2 separate regions of the Homo sapiens genome follow, and region 2 is linked to region 1. Evidence: chromatin loops called from intact Hi-C (ENCODE). Cell type or tissue: left ventricle myocardium inferior. All regions are shown on one strand. Each heading gives the region's core, and the rest is flanking DNA. Links, peaks and the distances in the headings are about the cores only. Region 1 has its middle 52 kb from the start of NT5M. Region 2 has its middle 22 kb from the start of PEMT.

What was found. Hi-C counts contacts between places; a loop is a spot of excess contacts. Peaks named below come from ENCODE experiments on the same cell type or tissue, not always from the same donor. Only the 100,000 strongest peaks of a DNase experiment are listed, where the experiment ranks them.
Region 2: it touches region 1 in a loop (3-fold over the local background); 20 of 110 quality-filtered maps call a loop at or near these places.

What each region holds. Positions count from the first base shown.
Region 1 is chr17:17,353,047-17,358,416 of GRCh38, forward strand. No RefSeq gene overlaps it. Among named protein-coding and RNA genes, the nearest start is that of NT5M, 52 kb to the left of the region's middle. RefSeq lists enhancers at 1,890-2,390, 2,391-2,891. In left ventricle myocardium inferior, for the core only: CTCF peaks have their summits at 2,029 (motif pointing right), 2,229, 3,185 and 3,403; DNase peaks (open chromatin) are centred at 2,055 and 3,215.
Region 2 is chr17:17,611,290-17,616,659 of GRCh38, forward strand. No RefSeq gene overlaps it. Among named protein-coding and RNA genes, the nearest start is that of PEMT, 22 kb to the left of the region's middle. RefSeq lists silencers at 1,633-1,789, 2,406-2,700 and an enhancer at 1,712-2,328. In left ventricle myocardium inferior, for the core only: CTCF peaks have their summits at 2,587 and 2,794; no DNase peak of the experiment used is centred there; H3K27ac peaks cover 1,031 bases.

The sequences.
Region 1 (5,370 bases), core at 298-5,297:
TACACACACACCCGAAGTGGTGCGGACTGGAGCCCTCCAGGCTGGCCTCGGGCTTGAAGGCAGAAAGACCATGGGGTTTCTTTAGTTTTCTGGGTCAGGATTCCCCATTTGTTGGGACCACATCAAGCATCAATCTGACAATAGCTGTTTCCTTAGTGCTTACTGTGTCCCGCCACTGTGATCAGCACATTTCACAGCCACAGAACCACCCTCTGGAGCTGTTCCTGGTTAGGGATGGCACGAACCATCTCTGTGTGGCCAGGCCTGCTGGGGCTGCCCTAGGCGGTGGCCATGCTGGGGCTGCGCTTGTGGCCTCCTGGCACTGTCGTCTGGCCTGGCATTCTCTTGGGGCCCAGGTGTTCCTGGGTAAAGCAGGGCCTGGGGTCAGGAGCTGGGCTTCCATCCGAGGTGGGTGCCAGATGCTCAGCTTGCAGCAAAACCACAGGACAGGCAGAAAGGGTCAGGCCAGAGCAGGCCAATTCTTAGAGGCCAGAGGGGCAGGCCCAGCCACTGAGGTGGCCTCAGTTGTCAGTCTTGGGGCCAAGGAGGGTGAGGAGAAGGGGATATGAGCGAATTGATCTTCCACCGTGTGACTGGCCTGGCGCTTACATATGCAATGGAGACAGCACTTTGTAGACAACTCCTGTTGCCTCAGTTTTCTTCCCTGCACTCCTGCCAATCAGGCCAAGTGATGACCCCCACCACCCCATGGGAAGGTAGGGCAGGTGTCATCCAGGACAGGAAGTCCATGGGGTAGGGAGGAAGGAGATGACCTGGGGAAAGGTCCCACTAGACTGTAATCTGCCCCTGGTCCTAGGTGGGAGGAGAGCCTCGGAGGGGCCACGCTGTTGGAGGATGAGCCAGGGCCCTGGGAAGTGACCCCCATTTGTCTTGGTTCAATAGTAGTTGTATGTGTTGGGGGGTATGAGCAAGAGAACAGGAATCCCACAGAAACCCCAGCTGGTGAGGGGCTGGTTCTGCATGGCATGAGAGAGGTTGAGCAGGTGAGCCCCAGGTAGAGCCCCAAGGCCCCCTGCTCTTCCTCAGCCTGGAAAGGAAAAATCCAGGGGATTCTGTGTGCTTGTGGAGGAACCACGGTCAAGAACTTTGGTGGGCAACTGCCTGCTTGGCGAAGTGAGCTGGGGCTGAGGGCTGCGGGGGACCATGCGGTCTGGGGTCAGATGGGAGCTGCAGCCAGACCTGAGGGGCTCAGAGCACCCCTGGGGCCCAGGCTGGGCCTCAGGAGCAGGCCCCTCGCCGAGCTTCAGGAGCTTCAGCAGGCAGGGCGGAGGCCCACCCGGCGAAACAAGGCAGCACGGCCAGGCCCTGAAGCAGAAGCCAGCTCCTGGATCCAGATGTGCCCGTGGCAGGGAAGGAAATGAGGGAGACCCTCTCAAGCACAGAGGGATCATCAGCCCCTCCAGGGCATGGAAACTTTGAACGACTCAATGCTTCCCCGAAAGAGCCTGAGTTCAACCAAAGACCGCTTTAATGGAAAGACTGAGTTCATTTTAATTGGCAATTAAAAAAAGTGATTAGTTGTAGTTAATAGGGAACAGTTATTTGCACATCTGAGTTTTTGCATGTGCACCCGATTCTGTTACACCTGCGCCTCATTTAACCCTTCCTATACCCTGCATCATGGTGTCAACCCCAGGAAACCAGGACTCAGAGAGGCTCATTGGCAAGCCCCAAGCCACACAGCAAGCAAGGCTGGGGTGGGAGCTCAGCCCCCAGAGTTTGCTTCAGAGGAGAGAGGGACAAGGAGTCTGCAGGACAGGGCCTGGCGCTGCCATCGACTTGCTGTGTGACTGTTCTCTGAGCCGACTTCCTCTGCTGACAAATGAGAGTGGGTCAGCATCCATGAGAAAGGGTTGAAGGAAATAGGGACATTTATTCCAGAATGTTGCTGCTTGATTGAGGGAACTGACTTCATCTGTAAAGCAAGGCGGTGGGCTCAGGGGAGGGAGTCCTAAATGGGGAAGAGGGGCCTTCCACAGGAACTTGGAGTCCTTCCAGGGACATTGTCCTGGTGTGGCCACCAGGTGGCAGCACAGCCCCCTTCAAATGACTGCTCGCGCGTGCTTATGATGGGGCGTGCATGGGTACAGGCAGCTGTGGGGAAAGAAGGGGGAAGGGCCCCATTCCCTACCTGCTCTTCTTGCCCTCCTGGGCCAGCTCTTCTTCCCCTTACGCCCCGGGCTGCTGTGGACAAATGTCTGATGGGCCCAGGGCGCCAGCCAGACTGAGGACCCGTGAGCAGCCTACCAGGGTAGGGGGCTCACCCTTGACCAGCAGAAACCTTCTTGTCCCCAGCCACAAACCTCAAGCATGCACTACCAGCAAGACCTTAAGGAGGCCTGAAGAGGAAAGTCGCTCTGCTTCCAAGCCAGGGCTTTGTGCAGGTTTCAGCTGGGCCTCGGGCTGCACCTCTAGCCCACCCACAGCTCCCTGTCACGTTGGGGATGAAGTGGGATCTCCTTAGCTTAGCACTGGAAGAAGACCCTTCAGGACCTGGCCCTCCCCATCTCCCCGGCGCTCGGGGCTCCTGGGGCTCTTCGCATGCCTCTCTCCTGCGGCTTTGCACCTGCCGCTCACCTGTCTTTACCGGCGCTTTCTGCACAAGCCCTGGCTCTGACTTCCCTGCAGCAGGGAGGCAGTGTGGGCTGTGTCAGCAGCAGCTTTTGCAGTGTTACCTTTATCCAGAGCTGCCCAGGCCTGGGGGGCTAGGCTGAGGGTGCCCTGCGGCTTTGGAGAGGGAGAGGCTGGGTCTTCACGCGCTACAGTCCAAAAAAGACTCTTTTCCTCTGGGCTCTTACAGGCCCTAAGCCAGTTTATGCCAGGGCTGTAACAAGATGACTCTTAAGGGTAGAAATATGTACAAATAGTAGCCAAATTGCCTGTTCAGGAATCGTCTCTGCCCAGTTGGCAATTTGGATAAAATTACAAAAAAAAAAAAAAAGTCCTTGATTAGATTTGGCAAGGCTGGCTTGTACTCACAGGTCGGGGCCTAAAGGAACCCAGCAATAATCAGTCTCCTTAAAATTTAGAAAGAAGCAGGGCTGAGGAGATGCAAACAGGCTGTGGGCAGAAATCTTGTATTCTCACCCTGGTTTTCTGCTACTCCTGGTAGTTTTGGCTCCTTGGAGAATGATCAGGCAGTGGTGTGGGGCTGCAATTCACACAAATGGCCACTGGATGATGCCAGAGGACCGGCTCTGGATGCTTAAGTCCTCACTGCCTCCCTGGAGGGACCTCTCTTGGGGCCTGCAGTCACCACCCAGACCAGACCTGCCCCATGTTCTGGTCCCATAAGGATGTTCCTAATGATCAGCATCTCTTTCTGACCCCAGGCACGTTCTGGAAGCTCCTGTGGGCAGGCCCTGGGGGCCTCAACCACTTGGTTGGCCGGGGGGCAAGATGAATCACCAGAGCTGTGACTTCACCTAAAAGAGCAAAGTGCTGTGGGCATTTGAGGCCTCAGAGACAGACTGGGGGGTGGCTGGGGTTTTGCGCAGGCCTGGCTAGGAGGAAGGCAGGTGCCCAAAGACATCCATGGGTCCCTGTTCTCATGGTAGGTTCCATTTGCTGCAGGCCCCTCCCATGGTCCCAGCACTGAGCGCCCACACACGCCAGAGGTTGCAAGCTGGCAGCCCTCAGAAGCACTTTGGCGGCTCACTGTATTTTTTCAGGGTACTTTTATATCCTCCACCGCAAGTCCTCAGAAGGTGGGCACAGACGGCTGGGCTGGTTGGGCAGTAACCTGACTAAGCATCCTGCCCCAGGATTCAGTCCCCCCGCCCTCAGACCCAGCCCTGGTCCCAGGTTTGTCACCTCCTGGCCCCCTATGGCATTTGAGACCCTGACCTCTGCCTAAACAAAGCAGACGATGGTTTTCCCTGACATTCCCACACCTCACCTTGGTCTGTCTTTCCCGCCTGCCCCCACCTCCAGCCTGAATCTCTTCCTTCCCTCACCACTTATTTCAAGCCTGTTCTTCCTTGAAGGCCCTGCCCGCCTGTCCCTTCCGCCAAAAGGTCCCCGACGACTCCAGCCCCCCGGGTAGTCTATCTCTTCTGTCCCCTACAGGACTCACTGCCTAGACTGCTAACTGCAAACAGACACCAGGGAAGGAGTTGACTTTCTACGGCGGTGGCAAGGGAGAAATGGGGAGAGGATCCTACATATATTGAGCAGATGCCAGACACTTCATCACGTCATGAATCCTGGTGAGGATGAAATAAGGTCCACATAGACGTTTTCTTTGTTTTTGAGATGGAGTCTCACTCTATCGCCCAGGCTGGAGTGCAATGGTGCCATCTCTGCTCACCACAACCTCAGCCCCTCCCAAGTTCAAGCGATTCTCCTGCCTCAGCCTCCCAAGTAGCTGGGACTACAGGTGTGAGCCACCACGCCTGGCTAATTTTTGTATTTTTAATAGAGACAGGGTTTCACCATGTTGGCCAGGCTGTTCTTGAACTCCTGACCTCAGGTGATCCACCTGACTCGGCCTCCCAAAGTGCTGGGATTACAGGCATGAGCCACAGCGCCCAGCCCACATAGACTCTTTCTTTCTTTCTTTCTTTCTTTTCTGAGACAGTCTCGCTCTGTCGCAAAGGCTGGAGTGCAGTGGCACGATCTTGGCTCACTGCAAGCTCCGCCTCCCAGGTTCACACCATTCTCCTGCCTCAGCCTCCTGAGTAGCTGGGACTACAGGTGCCCGCCACCAGGCCCGGCTAATTTTTTGTATTTTCAGTAGAGACGAGGTTTCACTGTGTTAGCCAGGCTTGTCTCGAACTCCTGACCTCAGGTGATCCACCCGCCTTGGCCTTCCAAAGTGCTGGGATTAGAGGTGTGAGCCACCGTGCCTGGCCTAGACTCTTTCAATTCTGTGAAAAGTCATGCTGAGAAGGTGCAGTCCAGGCTCAGCTTGACTCCAGGGCTGATGCCCAGCACCTCAGGCTGCAGAGATTAAGATGCCCAGAGGCATGCAAGAAATAGAAAGGGATGGGGTAGCAGGTGACTCACACTGAAGCCTCCCCCATCATCCCAAATCCTCTAAGGGGACAAAAAATATGTTTTTAAAATTCACAACCACATTGAAAACAAGACTGGTGCGCTTGGTTGACCAGACACTATGCTGAAGGCCTTAAAGGCAGAAGAGGCTGGGGCCAATGGTGGGAGGGGGCTGGCTGCTGCGAAAAGTTGGGGCCACTGTAGGCCCCTGGGCCCTGATGGGATGATTGTTCAAGGTACTCAGTAGGAGCCACAGGTGAATTCAACCCTCTTCCTGACCACCACCACCACACACACACACACACACACACACACACACCCAGACCAAGCAGATAACACAGGTATCTGTGTTTT
Region 2 (5,370 bases), core at 308-5,307, 260 kb after region 1:
GCCCGCAGGTCCCACCTCCAGCCCTAAGGCGGTTTTTCCCTATCTCAGTAGATGGAGCATACAATCGGGTTTTATACCGAGACATTCCATTGCCCAGGGACGGGCAGGAGACAGATGCCTTCCTCTTGTCTCAACTGCAAGAGGCATGCCTTCCTCTTATACTAATCCTCCTCAGCACAGACCCTTGCTGTCGGGCTGGGGGACGGTCAGGTCTTTCTCTTCCCACGAGGCCATATTTCAGACTGTCACATGGGGAGAAACCTTGGACAATACCTGGCTTTCCTAGGCAGAGGTCCCTGCGGCCTTCCGCAGTTTTTGTGTCCCTGGGTACTTGAGATTAGGGAGTGGTGATGACTCTTAAGGAGCATGCTGCCTTCAAGCATTTGTTTAACAAAGCACATCTTGCACCGCCCTTAATCCATTTAACCCTGAGTTTGACACAGCACATGTTTCAGAGAGCACGGGGTTGGGGGTAAGGTCATAGAATCTCAAGGCAGAAGAATTTTTCTTAGTACATAACAAAATGGAGTCTCCCATGTCTACTTCTTTCTACACAGACACAGTAACAATCTGATCTCTCTTGCTTTTCCCCACATGAATCTTTTTTTTTTTTTTAAGCACAAAGGGAATAGGTATTAGGAAAGCAACCAATAGTGTCTGCCTTGATTTCCAGTCCTGTATCTGGGGCTTCTGCCAAAAGTCCTTTCTCCTAGGGCCAAGAGGGCCCAGGCCCGTCTTCTCGAGGCTACCACACCTGGTTTTCCCCATACCTGAGAGTATGTGAGGATAAAACAGCAGAGCATCCAAGGGTCTGTTGCCCACCCTCCCACCTTGCCTGCTGCCCTGTCCTGGTGCTTCTCAGGAAGCCTTCGGGGTACCCACCACACCTTGTCCCCATGCCCTTTCCCAGTAGACACCATCCCAGCCACTCTGATGAAGCTGGACTCTGTCCCCAGGAGATGGAAAGTGAGCCACTCTCCCAGCAGAGGCACAGGGTCAGTGTGTTCTGCAGAATAAACACAGTATTCCTAGTTACTCTCATCTGAGAAGCTGCCACATCTCCCTAAACCCCTGGCCTTCCCACATGATCTGAAAATAACCACTGATACTCACATATAGAATCCAGAATTCCGAGGAAATGGAATTAAAAATAGCCAGAGGAAGAAGGACGTGCCCCAGGCAGATGACGTTTAGCCAAACATGGAAACAAAGGATGAGCCTGGGGCCTGGGAACAGGATAATAGTAGCCAACATGTGCCAAGTGACTACTGTGTGGCAGGTACTGAATGGAGTGCCTGGCAGGCATTGTATTATGGGTCCCTCAAGTCAGCCAGAAGAGGTAAGTACTGTTACCACTCTCATTCTGCAGAGAGTGAAACAGGCTTAGAGGGGTAATGCCTAGAGTAGCATCCAGAACGTGAGCTCTGGTCAGATAGGGTTTGTTTCTCAGTTTAGTCATTCCCTAGGTGTAATGTGTTTAGGCCTCAGTTTCCTCATCTATAAAATGGGTAAGATAGTAGTAGCTACTTCATAGGCTCACTGGGAAAACTCAATATGAGTCATATATGTAAAGTACTCAAAACCAGATCTGGCACGAAATAAGCCCTGGATGTATGTGTGCAAATATCATACCCATTTTATAGATGAGGGAATGAAAAATTGCAGATAACTATGCATTTGCCCAAGGTCACAAAACCAGTAAAAGGTAGAGCTGGCCGGGCGCGGTGGCTCACTCCTGTAATCCCAGCACTTTCGGAGGCCAAGGCAGGTGGATCACCTGAGGTCATCCCAGCACTTTGGGAGGCCAAGGCAGGTGGATCACCTGAGGTCAGAAGTTTGAGACCAGCCTGGCCAACATGGTGAAACCCCGTCTCTACTAAAAATACAAAAATTAGCCAGGCTTGGTGGCACATGCCTGTAATCCCAGCTACTCAGGAGGCTGAGGCAGGAGAATTGCTTGAACCCAAGAGGCTGAGGTTGCAGTGAGCTGAGATCGCACTCCAGTCTGGGCGACAAGAGTGAAACTCCGTCTCAAAAAAAAAAAAAAAAAAAAAAAGGTAGAGCTGGGACTCAAAGCCAGGTCCCTCTACTACTATAAACCACCCACCAGTCAGCGTGACTCCAAGTGGCACAGGCCACTGGGTTAATGGGCAGGAGAACAGGTTCTATACACACCAGGCAGTCCAGTGGGTCCCCTTGAGGACCACAGGCAAAGCCAATGAGGAGTTTCCCTTGCCCCGAGTGCCCTGTCTCTCACCTTGACCTGTCAACATACCACCCATTCTTGAGCGCTGGGAGAGAAGCCCCCATCTCTGACTTCTGAGTGATAGAGTCCTGGCTGCAGAGCCCTCCTGTGGTCCCGTTCATCAGTCTTGGGAACTCATAACATTGGGGAGAATAAGCACAGCCTTTGAGAACCTGCACACCACCCCCACCCTGTAGAGGTCCAGAAACGTCTCACAGGCAAGCAGCCTAGGTCTGCCTGTAACAAACCAGGAGCAGGCAGAGATGGAGACCGCACTGAATTAAGGCGTCCAGCTACTAACATCACAGACAGAAAAGCCTCCCAGTGGACAAGCACAGTATTGCCTCTGAGCTATTCACATCAAAGCTAATGGAACCTGAATCTGAGTAAGAACTAGACCCAATCAGCAAAGTGCAGAAAATACAGGAGACAGAGGAGCACATGAAACACCACCACAGAGGTGCAATCAGCACAAATCCAGACTGCCAGAGACCCTCCAGGGAGAACAGCTGGCTTCCTCAACAAATAAATGGCAATGCATCAATGAGAAAGGAACCAGGAGCCTATAGACTAAATGAGAAATATAAATATCAATCAATTACAGTGCTGGGCCTTATCTGGATCCCAATTCAACTGTATGTATTGCATATTATATACATGTCTATATATTATGTACACACACACATGCCATTTGGAACAATGTGATTCTCCAGTGAGCTATTTGATGATCTTAAAGAACTATAGTTACTTTATTTATCTATTTACTTGAGACAGGGCCTGGCTCTGTCACCCAGGCTGGAGTGTAATTTGGGCTCACTGCAACCTCTGCCTCCCAGGTGCAAGGGATCCTCCCACTTCAGCCTCCCAAGTGCTGGGACCACAGGTGTATGCCACCGTGCCTGGTGAATTTTTGCATTTTTTGTAAAGACAGGGTTTCATCACATGCCCAGGCTGGTCTCAAACTCCTGGGCTCAAGCAACCCACCTGCCTCGGCCTCCCAGAGTGTTGGGATTACAGGCATGATCCACTGTGCCCAGCTTATAGTTACTTTAAAAAAAAATAAAAAAAATAAAAAAAAGGTCAGGCATGGTGGATTACACCTGTAATCTAATCCCAGCACTTTGGGAGGTTGAAGCAGGAGGATCACTTGACCTCAGGAGTTTGGGGTTGCAGTGAGCCACAGTCATGCCACTACACTCCAGCCTGGGTGACAGAGTGAGACCCTGTCTCTGAAAAGAAAAAAAGGCCGGGCGTGGTGGCTCATGCCTGTAATCCCAGCACTTTTGGAGGCCGAGGCAGGCGGACCACCTTAGGTCAGGTGTTTGAGAACAGCCTGGCCAACATGGTGAAACCCCATCTCTACTAAAAATACAAAAAATTAACTGGGCATGGTGGCAGGCGCCTGTAATCCCAGCTACTCAGGAGGCTGAGGCTGGAGAATCGCTTGAACCTGGGAGGTAAAGGTTGAGCCAAGATCACGCCACTGCACTCCAGACTGGGCAATGACAGTGAAACTCCATCTCAAAAAAAAAAAAAAAAGAGAAAAGAAAAAGATTATTTATTTATTTATTTGTATTTCAATAGCTTGGTTACATGGATAGACTGTATAGTGGTGGAGTCTGGGATTTTAGTGCACCTGTCACCGCATTAGTGTACATTGTACCCAATACATAGTTTATTTATCCCTCACCTTCCTCCCCATTCCACCTTCTGAGTCTCCAAAGGCCATTATACCATTCCGTATGCCTTTGGACACTTATACCTTAGCTCCCACTCATAAGCAAGAACACATGTTATTTGATTTTCCATTCCGGAGTTACTTCACTTAGAATAATGGCCTCCAGTTCCATTCAAGTTGCTGTAAAGGACATTATTTCATTCTTTTTTATGGCTGAGTAGTATTCCATGGTGTATATATACCACATTTTCTTTTTCCATTGATTGGTCGATGAGCACTTAGGTTGGCTTCATATCTTTGCAATTGTGAATTGCGCTGAGATAAACATACCTGTGCAGGCGTCTTTTTTTTTTTTTTTTTTTAATTTTTTGGAGATAGGGTCTCGCTCTGTCACCTAGGCTGGAATGTAGTGGTGTGATTTTGGCTCACTGCAACCTCCTCCTCCCAGGTTAAAGTAATTCTCCTGCCTCAGCCTCCTGAGTAGCTGGGACTACAGGCACATGCCACCACGCTGGCTAAGTTTTGTATATTTAGTAGAGATGGGTTTCACCATGTTGTCCAAGCTGGTCTCGAACTCTTGACCTCAAATGATGTGCCCACCTCAGCCTCCCAAAGTGTTGGGATTATAGACATGAACCACCGTGCCCAGCCCCAGGTATCTTTTTGATATAATGACTGCTTTTCCTTTGGGTAGGTACCCAGTAATGGGGTTGCTGGATTGAATAGTAGATCTACTTTTAGTTCTTTTTTTTTTTTTTTTTTGAGACGGAGTTTCGCTCTTGTTGCCCAGGCTGGAGTGCCATGGTGTGATCTCGGCTCACCGCAACCTCCGCTTCCCATGTTCAGGTAATTATCCTACCTCAGCCTCCCGAGTAGCTGGGATTACAGGCATGCGCCACCACACCCGGCTAATTTTTTGTATTTTTAGTAGAGAAGGGGTTTCTCCATGGTGGTCAGGCTGGTCTGAAACTCAAGACTTCAGGTGATCTGCCCGCCCAGGCCTCCCAAAGTGCTGGGATTACAGGTGTGAGCCACCGTGCCTGGCCTTACTTTTAGTTCTTTAAGGACTCTCCATACTCATTTCCATAGAGGTTGTATTAATTTGCATTCCCACCAGCAGTGTATTAGCATTCCCTTTTCCCCACATCCATGCCAGCACCTATTGTTTTTGACTTCTTAATAATGACCATTCTGGCTGGGGTAAGGTGGTCTCTCGTTGTGGTTTTAATTTGCATTTCCCAGATGATGAGTGATGTTGAGCATTTTTTCATGTGTTTCTTGGCCATTAAGACTTTTTTTTTTTTTACGGCAGCTGTAGGTTCACAGCAAAATTGAGAGGAAAATACAGAGAGTTCCCATACACCCCCTCCCCCGCAAACACACATGTACATCCTCCCCCATTAACAGCAAACTCCACCAGATGGTACATTTGTTATAATTGATGAAG